2 separate regions of the Homo sapiens genome follow, and region 1 is linked to region 2. Evidence: chromatin contacts called from ENCODE Hi-C or POLR2A ChIA-PET data. All regions are on one chromosome and are shown on one strand. The core of a region is the stretch at or near the end of the contact, and the rest is flanking DNA. Distances in the headings are between cores, read along the strand shown.

Region 1 (7,289 bases), core at 1,533-4,032, 990 kb after region 2:
GGGGATGTATGCATGTATACACATGTTTACCTCCACATGTACTTCTTTTTTTTTTTTTTTTTTTTTTTTTTTTTGGATAGGGGATCTCGCTGTGTCGCCAGGCTGGAGTGCAATGATGCAATCTTGGCTCACTGCAACCTCTGCCTCCCGGGTTCAAATGATTATCCTGCCTCAGCCTTCCGAGTAGCTGGGACTACAGGCGTGTGCCACCACACCCAGCTAATTTTTTGTATTTTTAGTAAAGACGGGGTTTCACCGTGTTAGCCACGGTGGTCTCAATCTCCTGACCTCGTGATCCACCCGCCTTGTACTTCTTTATCTATCTGTGTATACATACTGAAAATCATGGATCCACACTGCTAAGTCCAATTCCAGTTCAACACTAGTGGGCTCATTCTCCCTTTCCTTATTTGTAACTCCTATCTCTGAGAGTTTCAACTCTGGCTCCAATTATCCTTAATACATTCAGTTACCTGGTCATCCCCCTGTATGTAACTAATCTGTCATCTCCACCAGCACCCTGCCCTCCCTGGACACCACACACTGGGCCACTCCAATACCGGGATGTGCCACATCTTCAAATTGCTTGGGCTGTGACCCTGGGCCGGGCTGCACCAGCACCCATTTGTGTCTGACATTGTGCTGGGCAGCCCCACTGTGCTGCCACCCTCCTCAACCTGCTCCAGTCCAGCACCCTGCTTGGGCCACTGTGGAACATACTACACAAACGCCCACTTTGCTTGACACACCTGATGGCCTTAGCACGGAATTGTTCAGGAGGGTACCATGAAGGACGGAAGGAAGAGCCCCATAGAAGTGTAATGGATCCTTACATTATATAGTCCAGCCTCCAACCCAAGGTTCACCCTTGTCCATTCTGCACTGGGGCAGCAACACCAATTACTTTGCTCCACCGACCTACCAAGATTCAGATAGAATCATTGGATTGACTATTAATAGTTTTCTGCTGATAGTTGCTGCAAGCAACTGCAGCTTGCTCCTTAGCCTTCTACTGACTTGCTGTATTTAGCATATTTTATCAAATTTTGCAACCTCCTCTCCTCATTGCCCTCACTTGAGTTTTTGAGGTTCCTGTTTGTGGACAAGACTTACCAGATGTATGAAGCTGGTTATATAACTGATTGGTCAGCAAATATAATGAGGACGGACCCTGCGCCCACCACCGTGTACCTGTGTAAACACCATACTGCGCAAAGTCCACCAGCCTTCCAGGGAGAACATGCTGCACTGTGGGCGACACTGCCTCCGTTCCAGCAGCAATGTAAGCGGAGTCTGGGCTGACGATGGACGTGTGGATAGCCTGTATGTGTATATCTGTGCTCATGCTTCTAACACACATCCACCCTATTATGGACACGTTTATACATCTTCATGCCATGGTATTTTGTACCTTACTGCAGACCCTACCAACGCTTCAGTGAGGTTCTGGCAGCTTTGGGTTTTTGGAGGCTATTTGTCTGTTGCTGCGGGGACGGCTTTCAGAAAGAATGATCGCTTTGGGGGAATTGTACCCTGCTTTCCTGCGCAAATTCCAGCGGCTGGAGTTTGAGGCCCCTAGCAGATAACCCTTCTGCCCCTACCCCCATGAGTCTACATACAAGAAATACATCTCTAAAGAGGTAATAAGCCTTTCCGGTGTGCATGTTACAGATCTCTTAACCTTATATATACACAGATGGTCCATCACTTACCGTGGTTTCACTTACGATGTTTCGACTTCATGATGGGTTCACTGGGACTTGACCCCATTTTTTTTTTTTTTTTTTAGACGGAGTCTTGCTCTTGTCGATCTCTGCTCACTGCAACCTCCGCTTCTTGGGTTCAAGTTATTCTCCTGCCTCAGCCTCTTAAGTAGCTGGGATTAAGCGCCACCACGCCGAGCTAATTTTTGTACTTTTAGTAGAGATGGGGTTTCACTATGTTGGTCAGGCTGGTCTCGAACTCCTGACCTCAGGTGATCCGCCTGCCTCAGCATCCCAAAGTGCTGGGATTACAGGTGTGAGCCACCGCGCCCCCTGACCCCTTCTTAAGTGGAGAAATATCTGTATCTGCATGCCCACAGGGGAGCTCCTAATTACACCATGTGCCGCATCCAAGCCACAGGCCGGTGATGTGAAGACACCCGATCCAAGAAATACAATAGCATTAAGAAAGAAAAAATGCTGCCATGGATACTACCAAACGCCAAATGACTCTAACACGTAGGCTAATTGCAAGGACCTTAAAATCGCAAATAAAAAGGCGCCTGTAGGTCGGGCGCGGTGGCCCACACCTGTAATCCCAGCACTTTAGGAGGCGGGCGGATCACCTGAGACCAGCCTGGCCAGCATGGCGGAACCCCATCGCTACTAAAATACAAAAATTAGCCAGGAGTGGTGGCGCATGCCTGTAATCCCAGCTACTCCGGAGCCTGAGGCAGGAGAATCGCTTGAACCCAGGAGGCGGAGTTTGCAGTGAACCGAGACAGCGCAACCGCACTCCAGCCTGGACGACAGAATGAGACTCCGTCTCAAAAAAAAAAAAAAAAAAAAAAAGCGAGGGCTGGAAGTCTGGAGCAGGTGCGCGGCTGCAACGGCAGCCGCGGGAAGCTCGGGCCGGCAGGGTTTCCCCGCACGCTGGCGCCCAGCTCCCGGCGCGGAGGCCGCTGTAAGTTTCGCTTTCCATTCAGTGGAAAACGAAAGCTGGGCGGGGTGCCACGAGCGCGGGGCCAGACCAAGGCGGGCCCGGAGCGGAACTTCGGTCCCAGCTCGGTCCCCGGCTCAGTCCCGACGTGGAACTCAGCAGCGGAGGCTGGACGCTTGCATGGCGCTTGAGGCAAGTTCGGGGCTCATTTTGGAAGTTTTCTTTCTAGCACAGACATCCAACTCTGCTCCTATGCCAGTCAGATAATTAAGGAATTAAGTAATAATTGTGCTCTGCAAATTATGATAGTGATCTGTATTTACTACGTGCATATATTTTGGGCCAGTGAATTTTTTTCTAAGCTAATATAGTTATTTGGACTTTTGACATGACTTTGTGTTTAATTAAAACAAAAAAAGAAATTGCAGAAGTGTTGTAAGCTTGTAAAAAAATTCAAACAATGCAGACAAATGTGTCTCGCAGTCTTCCACTCAGTATCATTTTTGTTTGTACCTTATCAGAAATGTTTCTATGTACAAGTCTTTAAAATCATTTCGAACTTGCTTTGTCCACTGAGTATATTATGGACATCTTTTCATGGCAGGACATATAGATGTGTTAATGGCATTAAAAATAAAACAAAAAACTGATTCGGCCGGGTACGGTGGCTCACGCCTGTAATCCCAGCACTTTGGGAGATCGAGGAGGGAGGATCACCTGAGGTCAGGAGTTACAGACATGGAGAAACCCCGTCTCTACTAAAAATACAAAATTAGCCTGGCGTGGTGGCGCATGCCTGTAATCCCAGCTACTCGGGAGGCTGAGGCAGGAGAATCGCTTGAACCCGGGAGCGGAGGTTGCGGTGAGCCGAGATCGCACCGTTGCACTCCAGCCTGGGCGACAGAGCGAAACTGTCTCAAACAAACAAACAAAAAAACCTGATACATGGTATGGGAAGTACATTGTTTAAACAATGCATGGAGATTTAGGTTGTTTCCAGTTTTTACTGGCACAGATACGGCAATGAATATAATTTTATGTATACATTCATACAAATATATCGGTGGAAAATTCCTAGAAGTGGAATGGCTGGGTCAGTGGGCATTCATATTGAGAAATTGGAAGGATGTTGTCAAACTCTGCAAATCAGAGTATTTTAGTCTTAACCTCTCTTCTTCACACCCTTTTCCTTGGAAGAAAGCTAAATTTAGACTTTTAAACACAAAACTCCATTTTGAGACCCCTGAAAATCTGGGTTCAAAGTGTTTGAAAATTAAAGCAGAGGCTTTAATTTGTACTTATTTAGGTATAATTTGTACTTTAAAGTTGTTCCAGAAAACAAGGCAAATACTGAAAAGCATTTCATCTGAAGTTTCTTTCTGGTATTGAACAGAGTTGGATGGAGAGTGAATGCAGGTTACCGATGTGTTCGCAGGAACAAAACGGGAGGGAGAGTAACACAGGTGCACGGCTTCATATTGATTTATCAAAGAACTTGCTTTTGGACTGTTAAAAAATGTGTTGCACAGTTCTGACACTTTTACACAATGATGAGCTTACAAAGGGGAAAATGCTTAACATAAACATAGTTTCAAAGAAGGTAAGTCCTAGTTTTTCCACGAGCTGTTTTTTTTTTTGAGAGAGAGTAGTCCCAAAATTTCCCTATTATGTGGTTTTTCATCCAAAGTGTTGTAATCCGTGTGTTCTAACCCGCATATTACGATTACTCAAGAAATGCAAAATAGGCCGGGCGCGGTGGCTCACGCCTGTAATCCCAGCAATTTGGGAGGCCGAGGCAGGTGGATCACGAGGTCAGGAGATCAAGACCATCCTAGCTAACACGGTGCAAACCCATCTACTAAAAATAAAAAATATTAGCTGGGCGTGGCGGCAGGCGCCTGTAGTCCCAACTACTCGGGAGGCTGAGGCAGGAGAATGGCGTGAACCTGGGAGGCGGAGCTTGCAGTGAGCCAAGATCCGGCCACTGCACTCCAGCCTGGGCGACAGAGGGAGACTCCGTCTCAAAAATAAAAATAAAAATAAAAAAAGAAAAAAGAAATGCAAAATAATGTGAACACGTCATCGAGACTGCGGTCTACAATTGTGGTTGCCATGATGGGGTGGGTCGGAAGACACCGAGGCTGCTTGAATCATGTTCCTGGCAGGTTAATTTTGTTCCTTTTAGGGCATCTAAATGTTGGAGTTGGCTTTCCTGGCAGAGAGTCCAGTTGTGAGTGGAGTATTGGGTGGAGGCCCCACCCTCCCCAGGTTTTCTGCAGCTTGTTCCTGGCTCTTCTGGGGCTTCTCTGAGGACCCCGATTGGTCCTGGGGCTTCTTTAGTGGTGGGCCTGGGCCAGTTCCTTCCGTTGCTCACCTCTCCCCGAAGCTTAAGGATAACATTTCGGGAAGATCATGAGAGAACGTGAACCAAAAAAAAAAAAAAAAATTCAGGTAGGGTGGGAGCTAAGTTAGTTTAGTATTTGGGATTTTTGTTTTGTTTTGTTTGAGACAGAGTCTCAAACAAAGACCCCGCGCCTGGCCTGGGGGTCTTTTTTTGAGTCAGCAGTTGAGTTTGAAAATCCCCTTCCTTGGAATCCGCCCAGGCTGTTTTCTCTGGTGGATGCTTATTGCCCCTGCTAACTTCAGCTGCGGTCTCTCTGCTCGCCTTGCCCTCCCCATCCTCCTTAGACCTTTTAAGCTTCACTTTCCTTTCCTTGCTGCCCCGCCTCCCTGTCTCCCCAGTGTGATCTACCCTGAAAGGCTGCTGTATTTTGTTTCCCTTTGGGACCGAGCCTGCTCAAATGATCTGCTCCATGAGGTTTTACTGCTATATCCTACTGAAGTATCTGGGAGGTCTTGGCGGAGAAGAGGACAACATCTTGGAAAATGCAGCCTGGAACCTCTCTGCTCTCTTTCATCAGCTTTCCCTCAATGATGAGCTCAAAATCCTCTTTCTTGCTGATGGAATTGTCTGCTGTCATCATTTCAGTTGAGTCCTCCTAGGCTGGGCCTTGTAAGAAGAACAACTGTTTATAACTATTGAAAGTCAATATTTACTAAGAAAAAGAGGTTGTTGTTATCTGAGCCATCCAACATGAATTTAAGAATATATTCCAGGCTGGGCGCGGTGGCTCATGCCTGTAATCCCAGCACTTTGGGAGGCCGAGATGGGTGGATCACCTGAGGTCAGGAGTTCAAGACCAGCCTGGCCAACATGGTGAAACCCCGTCTCTACTAAAAATACAAAAATTAGCCATGCGTGGTGGCACATGCCTGTAGTTCCAACTATTTGGGACACTAAGGCAGGGGAAGTGCTTGAACTCGGGAGGCAGAGGTTGCAGTGAGCTGAGATTGTACCACTGCACTCCAGCCTGGGTAAAAAGAGTGAAATTCCATCTCAAAAAAAAAAAAGGAGACAGGGTCTTGCCCTGTTGCCCAGGCTGGAGTGCCGTGGCACGATCATAACTCACTGTGGCCTCAAATTCCTGGGCTCAACTGATTCTCCTGCCTCAGTCTCCCAAGTAGCTGGGACCACAAGTACATGCCACCATGCTAGGCTAATTTTATTTTTATTTTTAGAAAATAAAATATTTTTTATTTTATTTAGGCAACATGCTATGTTGCCTAGACTGGTCTTGAACTCCTGGCTTCAAGCTATCCTCTTGCCTCAGCCAACCAAAGTGCTGGGATTGCAGGTGTGAACTGCCATGCCTGGCTTTCTATTCTCTATTTCTAGGAGATAAGCTTTTTGAGCTTTCACATATGAGTGTGAACATGTGGTATTTATCTTTCTGTGCCTAGGTTATTCCACTTAACGTAATGTACTCCAGGCTCATCCATGTTGATGGGAATTACAGGATTTCATTCTCTTGTAATGGCTGAATAACATCCCATTTTGTGTATATAGTCCACATGTTCTTTATCCATTCCTCTTTTGATAGACACTTAGGTTGATTCCGTATCTCGGGTATTATGAGCAGTGCTGCAGTAAACATGAGAGTGCAAATATCTCTTCAACATACTGATTCCCTTTCCTTTGGATATATATTCAGCAGTGGCATTACTAGATCATGTGGTATATCTATTTTTAGGTTTTTAAGGAATCTCCATACTGTTTTCCATAATGGCTCTACTAATTTACATTCCCACCAATGATTTGGTTGAGTTTATTCCTCACTCTGAGCAGCATGTTAGCTGGACTTAAACCCCGTCCAGCTTGTCTACATCTGGCCCATCACTTGCCAGTGGGAAAGGCACTTACTTCTTTGTATCTCAGTTTTCTCATCTGTCAAATGGAAATATAACAGTAATTAATTCACATGGCTGTGTAAGGATAAATAAGACAGTACATATAAAAGGCTTTCACCTTTTATAAGAAATAGTGCTTCGATGTTACCCATTATTATTATTTTATTTCATCTTATTTATTTATTTAGATACAAGGTCTCATTTGTTGCCCAGGCTGGAGTGTAGTGGCACAATCATAGTTCAGTGCAGCCTCAAACTCCTGGCCTCAAGTGATCCTCCTCCTTCACCCTTCTCAGTATTTGGGGCCACAGGCGTGCACCACTATGACCATCTAAATTTTTTTTTAGAGATGGGGTCTCAGTATGTTGCCCGGGCTAGTCTTGAACTCCTGGGCTCAA
Region 2 (6,960 bases), core at 1,845-4,344:
TTTTTAACAAAAGTTAAAAAAAAAAATTTTTTTTAAGGTAGGGCACTGTGGCTCACGCCTGTAATCCCAGCACTCTGGGAGGCCAAGGCGGGCGTATCATGAGGTCAGGAGTTCGAGACCAGTCTGGCCAACATGGTGAAACCCCATCTCTACCAAAGATACAAAAAATTAGCCGGGCGTGGTGGTGCACACCTGTAATTTTTTTTAATAGAAAAAAGCTGCCTGTAATCCCAGCATGTTGCAAGGCCAAGGAGGGCAGATCACGAGGTTAGGAGATCGAGACCATCTTGGCTAACACAGTGAAACCCCATCTCTACTAAAAATCCAAAAAATTAGCCAGGCGTGGTGGCAGGCACCTATACTCCCAGTTACTCCGGAGGCTGAGGCAGGAGAATGATGTGAACCCAGGAGGCAGAGCTTGCAGTGAGCCGAGACCACGCCACTCCACTCCAGCCTGGGCAACAGAGCGAGCGAGACTCCGTCTCAAAAAAAAAAAAAAAGCTGGCTGGGCACGGTGGCTCATGCTTCTAATCCCAATACTTTGGGAAACCAAGGCAGGCGGATCATGAGGTCAGGAGTTCGAGACCAGCCTGGCCAACACAGTGAAACCCCGTCTCTACTAAAAATACAAAAATTAGCTGGGCGTGGTGGCAGGCGCCTGTAATCCCACGTACTTGGGAGGCTGAGGCAGGCGAATCACTTGAACCTGGGAGGCAGAGGTTGCAGTGGACCGAGATGGCGCCACTGCACTCCAGCCCGGGCAACAGAGCTAGACACCGTCTCACACACATACACACACACACACACACACACACACACAAAAGAAAAAAGCTATGGAACAATGATATAAATGAAGATATATTTAGTACAGCTGTACAATGTGTTGTGTTTTAAACTAAGTGCTATTACAAAAGAGTAAAAAATTTTAAAAATTAAAAACTTGGTAAAGCAAGAAAGTTAAACTAAGGTTAATTTTCTTTTTTTTTTTTTTTGATAAGAGTCAGGATCTGTTGCCCGGGCTGGAGTGCAATGGCCCGATCTCCGCTCACCGCAACCTCCCTCCCAGGTTCAAGGGCTTCTCCTGCCTCAGCCTCCCGAGTAGCTGGGATTACAAGTAATAGATCCATTACATAGATGGGGAAACTGAGCTTGGAAAGCTATGTAAATTGCCTTAAGTGAAGCCGCTAACAGACTGCACAGGATTCAATTCTAAAGCTCGTGCTCAAACTCTGTCATCCTGCATTCTTCTTTTTCTGCTCTACCGGAAGAGTCACTTGGAGACATTTCGGGACTCTGCAGAGATGCTAGAGCCAATACAACAGTTATAAATAAGGGCGATATTTCCTTATATTTATATCCTGACAGTTTGTAAGTCCTTTTATCAACATATTCTAATTTCAAACTTCCACCTTGGTCACGTCTAGCTATGTGACACTGGCCAAGTCACTCAGCTGCTTTGAACCTTAGCTGCTCCATATTTAAAAATCATAAAAATAATACAGCTGTTAAGAGCTTAGACTCTGGCACCAGACTACCTGAGTTCCAGATTCTGCCACTTACCAGCTGTGTGCCCTTGGGTAAGCTGCTTAACCTCTCTGTGCCTCTGCTCCATCTATAAAATGGGAAGACTAATAATAGTACTTTCCTCGGAGTTGTTATAAAGATTATACGAATAACTGTGAAGTACTTAGAATAGTGCCTGGCACAAAGTAAGCACTATGTGTTTTTTTCATGCAAGTAATTTGGCCGGGTGCACTGGCTCATGCCTGTAATCTCACCACTCTGGGAGGCCAAGATGTGAGGATCATCTGAGGTCAAAAGTTCGAGACCAGCCTGGCCAACATGGTGAAACCCTGTCTCTACTAAAAATACAAAAATTAGCCGGATGTGGTGGCGGGTGCCTGTAATCCCAGCTACTCGGGAGGCTGAGACAGAAGAATCGCTTGAACCCGGGAGGCGGAGGTTGCAGTGAGCAGAGATTGCGCCACTGCACTCCAACCTGGTGACAGAGATGCCGTCTAAAAAAAAAAAATGCAAGGATTACTGTGAAATCCGTATGTTAATGTAAAATATTACTTGTGCGTTTAGAAGACAAAGTGATTCCTTTTTCCAGAAAAGGCAAAACGGCCCAAGGGAGCGTGAGAGCCGTGGATCTGACCAACCTGGTTTAGTGTCCTGTGCCGTCTCCCAGCTGCAGGACCTGAGAAAACGTACTTGAAAACTCGTCAAGCTTCGGCTTCCTGACCACACAAGGTCACACCTTCTCAGAAGTTGCGGGGAGGCTCACACATCACTACCGCGCCGGGCACACAGCAGGCGCCGGCTCCAGCCCTCCTGCTCCCGCCCGCGGAGCCTCCAGCGCTCAGTCGAGGTCACAGCGAGCTGAACTGAACCCAAGGCCCGCACCAAACCCACAGGCACTTGGGGGCGGAGCACCCGCAGGCGCGGCTCCCGGCGCGCGGCCCAGTTTCCTCCACATGCAGATGAAAATCACGACCCAAACGTCCTCATGGTGGAAATCAGAAGACGCGCAGGGAAAACAGGGACGCGGAAACTGCCGGGAAGCGCAGGGGCTGACAAGCAGCCTGGCCCAGGCCGTCCCACGAGCGCTCTCCCGCGGGAGTAGCGTTTCCGAGGCCGCCAGCGAGTCAGAGGAAGGCAGGGCGCATCCGCCCTCCAGCAAGAACGCGATGCACTCGGGCGCGACGACGGTCCAGGCAGTTCCCAGGAGGCTGGGATACCAGCCCGGCCGCCCCTCCTTCCCCGCGGCTCCCCGCCCCGCCTCCGGCCCTGAGTGGCGAGTGGCTCGGCCAGAACCCGGACGTCCTCACCTGAGCGGGGCCCACAGCATAGCACCTGCGGGCGGGGCGGCCCTGGAGCCCCGCAGCCGCGCGCGCCGCCCGCCAGCAAAGCCCACGCGCCGCGCCGAGCGCAGCCACACAGCCCCACGCAGCCATCCGGCCGTCGCCGTGCGCACGTGCACGGCGTGCGGCCCCCCCCCCCCGCGAGTCCGTCCGCTGCACAGCCAATCAGCGGTCGGCGCGCGCGGCATCACGGGAGTTGTAGTCCTGTAAGCGCGCGGAGCCCGTCGGGCGCCTATGGAACTCGACCCGCAGGCCAAAGGGGCTCCGTTGCAAGGAAGAAGTGCGGGGTCCCGCCGCCTCCTAGACCGAGATCGCGGTGAGCTGGCCGCGGCGCACAATGGGCACGGCCTGGGCGGCGGCGTCCGTACTATCGCCCTGTGCCTGCGGATCCCGGTAACATTGCGCGGCAGGCCCCAGGCCGGCCTCCCTCAGCTTCGCGGACTGTCTGGGCCGGGGGTCTCAACCTTGACTTCAGGGCCGGGCCGCTGGGGCAGACCCTTAGTGATGTTCAGGTCCTCTGGGCCCCTGCCAGTCAAGGGACGCTCGTCGCGCGCCAATTGTTAAGTCTTTCATTGTTTCTGTAAACCTGCTGACGCCCTCCCAGCGCATAGGGAGACTGCGCACGTGAGTCCGCCCCCGCGCGCACTGCGGAGAGGTAGAGGCACGAATGTAGTACAAGGTACAAAATGACTACTCCAGAGAGGGCCAGATGACTAAGTCAGCAAACACTTAGGGAACACGACTGTGTCCGCTGCGCGTTTCCCGGAGTAGACACAAGGGTGAATGAACAAAGAATGGATTTCGGTCACTGAAAGTGGAGAGGTAGCCGACTCCGTCCGTGGAGGCCCTTAGCAGAGCTGGATCTGGTAGTCCCCCGGTCATGAGGGGAGATTCTGCTGGAGGAAAGAGGTCTCCATTCCCACCGTTTGAAATGTGTAGGATGCCCTCAGATTCTTTGGCCCATTCATAGGTATAGCTATGCTAAAAACGCGGGACCCTACAATGTACTTAGCACTAGCAGAGAGGGAGTCGAGGATATGGACAGAGACTGCACTAGCTCACACATTAGCAGGCCAGGGTGCGGTGGCTCACCCCTGTAATCCCAGAACTTTGGAAGGTCAAGGTGGGAGGAAAACTTGAGTCCAGGAGTTCCAGACCAGCCTGGGCAACATAGGGAGACCCCTTCTCTATTTTAAAAATAATAAAATAGGGCCGGGTGCGGTGGCTCACACCTGTAATCCCAGCACTTTGGGAGACTGAGGCGAGTGGATCAGGAGGTCAGGGGTTCAAGACCACCTAGCCAAGATGGTGAAACCCCGTCTCTGCTGAAAACTGCAAAAATTAGCCAGGCGCGGTGGCAGGCGCCTCAAGTCCCAGCTACTCGGGAGGCTGAGGCAGGAGAATCGCTTGAACCCAGGCAGCAGAAGTTGCAGTGAGCCGAGATTGCGCCAATGCACTCCAGCCTGGGTGACGGAGTGAGACTCCGTCTTGAAAAAAAAAAAAATAATAATAATAATAATAAAATGAAGAAGTAGTTAGCGGTGTCCTTTGGTCCTCAGCTTTGAAGGGCAAGATCTTAATTCAGTTCAACTACAGCTAATCAGAATTTGGAAGACTAATTCAAGTCAGTCAAACTCACAATAGCCCGACACTTAAACCCTGCCAGGGGACATAGCTCTCTAGGATTGCAATGTTCCTAATCCCTTCCTTCTATTAAACTACCTAGAAACTGATTTAGTCATTAGAAATTTCTTGGTATGATGGCTTTTAAACATGCCCACAGTTTTTTTTGACAATCGGCTCCTCAAAAGCATAGCCAGGCGCGGTGGCTCACACCTGTAATCCCAGCACTTTGGGAGGCCAAGTCAGGCGGATCATCTGAGATCAGGAGTTCAAGACCAGCCTGGCCAACATGGCGAAACCCGTCTCTACTAAAAATACAAAAATTAGCTCGTCATGCACCTGTAATCCCAGCTACTTGGGAAGCTGAGGCAGGAGAATCGCTTGAACCTGGGAGGTGGAGGTTGCAGTGAGCTGAGAGCGTGCCACTGTACTCGAGCCTGGGCAACAGAGTGAGACTCTATCTCAAAAAAAAAAAAAAAAGAAAGAAGAAAAAAAGGCCGGTCACAGTGGCTCATGCCTGTAATCCCAGCACTTTGGGAGGCCGAGGTAGGTGGATCATCTGAGGTCAGGAGTTCGTGACCAGCCTGGCCAACATGGTGAAACTCTGTCTCTACTAAAAATACAAAAATTAGCCAGGCATGGTGGTGTGTGCCTGTAATCCCAGCTACTTGGGAGGCTGAGGCAGGAGAATCACTTGAACCTGGGAAGCAGAGGTTGCAGAGAGCTGAGCTGAGATTGAGCCACTGCACTCCAGCCTGAGCGACAGAGCGGAACTATGTCTCCAAAAAAAAAAAAAGCTGGAGTTGGGTGGGTATGGTGGTTCATGCCTGTAATCCCAACACTTGGGAAGCCGAGGCAGGTGGATCACTTGAGTCCAGGAATGCCAGACCAGCCTGGGCAACGTGACAAAACCTTGTCTCCACAAAATATATATATAAAAAAAAAATTAGCCAGGCATAGTGACACACACCTGTAGTCCCAGCTATTCTAGGAGGCTAAGGTGGGAGGATCGCTTGAGCTCAGGAGGCAGAGGTTGCAGTGAGCCAAGATTGTGCCACTACAGCCTGAGCAACAGAGTGAGACTCTGTCTCAAAAAAAAAAAAAGAAAAAAAAAAAACCTGGAGTCTAATTCTAATTCCCCTCCCATTGAGTGTGGGCTGGACTTCACTGACTTTTTAATAAATAACATGGGACAGAAGTGAGTGTAGTTGATTTCCAAGGCTAGGTCATAAAAGATACTGTGACTTCCACCTTGCCCTCATTTAGATAACTCATTCTAGGAAAGCTAGACGCATAGTAGAGTTGTCATGTGGTGAGGCCATTCAAGCAGCCCTATAGAAAGGCCCACATGGTGAGGATCTGAGGCATCCTACCAGTAGTCAGGAGAGAGAATCTTCTTGGAGGTGGAGCTTCCATTCCTGGCGGAACCCTTGACCAAAACCTCATGAACCACCCTGAGGCAAAACCACCCAGCTAAGTCACTCCTGAATTCCTAACCCTCAGAAACAGGGAGATACTGAAGGTTTGTTGTTTTAAGTCATTACACTTTGGGATAATTCGTTATACAGCAAAAGATAACTAATATTCTTGGTGATCAGGACTGTGTCATACTTAGTGTTATTAATCTTCAGGAGTTTCAGCCTAAGTCAGCAGTGTTCCCCACATGGGCCTGCCTTGCTTTCATTCTTCCTCCATTGTGGACTGAATGCCATAAGACCATTCCAGCCCATCCAAAGCAGGAACCAGAAATGGGCTGGGTTTTGCTGTTGTTTTAGTTGGTTTGGTTTGTTTGTCTGTTTGTTTCGGGGAAAGATGACAGAAGGTGCACTGTGGGAGATTCCAACATGATTATTGAATCAAAGACTGTGTGTGTACGTGATAAGTCTTTATTAGATTCTCTGGGTTCATAAGCCAGTAAAAGGTAAGAACCATCCTCTAAGGAGAAATCTCACAGCTAAGGCTTGCCATGTTAAAGAGTTTGCACTTCCAGGAACAAGGGCACTCACGTCTACCCTGTGCTATTCTAGGTGTCTTCCCATCCTGCCGGATGCACGGAGCACATATTCTGCCACCCCTAGCTCTATCCTTTGGGCAGTGCTGAATAAACACTAACAAACTCAGGCTCTGTGGCTGACATTGTAAGCAGAACCCCTGCCCTGCTGTTGCTTAACGCATCTTTATTTTGATTCCCAGTCATGTTACGACACAATCACATTAAGATGTTCTTTCGTATTCAGGTTCAGAATATTTGCTCTGCTCACTTGATTGAATTTGGAGACTTCCCAAATCTTTATATGAGCACGTCTTCTGAGTTTATCCAGATTATGTTTTGTACCGTCTGTTGTACAAATGGACCGTGGATGTTAATTAGAAGGGCCTCGCCAGTCTTCAATCACATGTTACTCGTGGGGTTTGTTAAATCAGCTTTTGTCTCAGAGAGGGCTTCGGTGCTTGGATTACACTATATTTGGAA

Evidence for each region. A loop is a pair of places that touch in the nucleus more often than their neighbours do. ChIA-PET counts read pairs that join two places held with the same protein, here RNA polymerase II (POLR2A). Pooled maps may share reads with other maps.
Region 1: a loop to region 2 is called in a pooled map, with 4 times the contacts of the local background. The contact joins the promoter of USP18 here to the promoter of HDHD5-AS1 in region 2. A Hi-C loop is called at or near these places in 6 of 50 pooled maps. POLR2A ChIA-PET finds 5 or more read pairs at or near these places in 4 of 52 experiments (PC-3, WTC11, activated naive CD4-positive, alpha-beta T cell and 1 more).

Annotation. Positions count from the first base shown.
Region 1 is chr22:18,147,388-18,154,676 of GRCh38, forward strand. It overlaps USP18 (ubiquitin specific peptidase 18), which reads left to right and starts at 2,783. Exons shown (of 11, transcript NM_017414.4): 1 at 2,783-2,835. LOC124905076 (a long non-coding RNA gene) reads right to left here and starts at 1,827. Exons shown (of 2, transcript XR_007067999.1): 1 at 1,713-1,827. RefSeq lists enhancers at 2,524-2,843, 5,203-5,452.
Region 2 is chr22:17,156,295-17,163,254 of GRCh38, forward strand. It overlaps HDHD5-AS1 (HDHD5 antisense RNA 1), which reads left to right and starts at 3,095. Exons shown (of 2, transcript NR_024483.1): 1 at 3,095-3,543. HDHD5 (haloacid dehalogenase like hydrolase domain containing 5) reads right to left here and starts at 2,983. Exons shown (of 8, transcript NM_033070.3): 1 at 2,832-2,983. The coding sequence starts at 2,957. RefSeq lists a silencer at 2,665-2,994.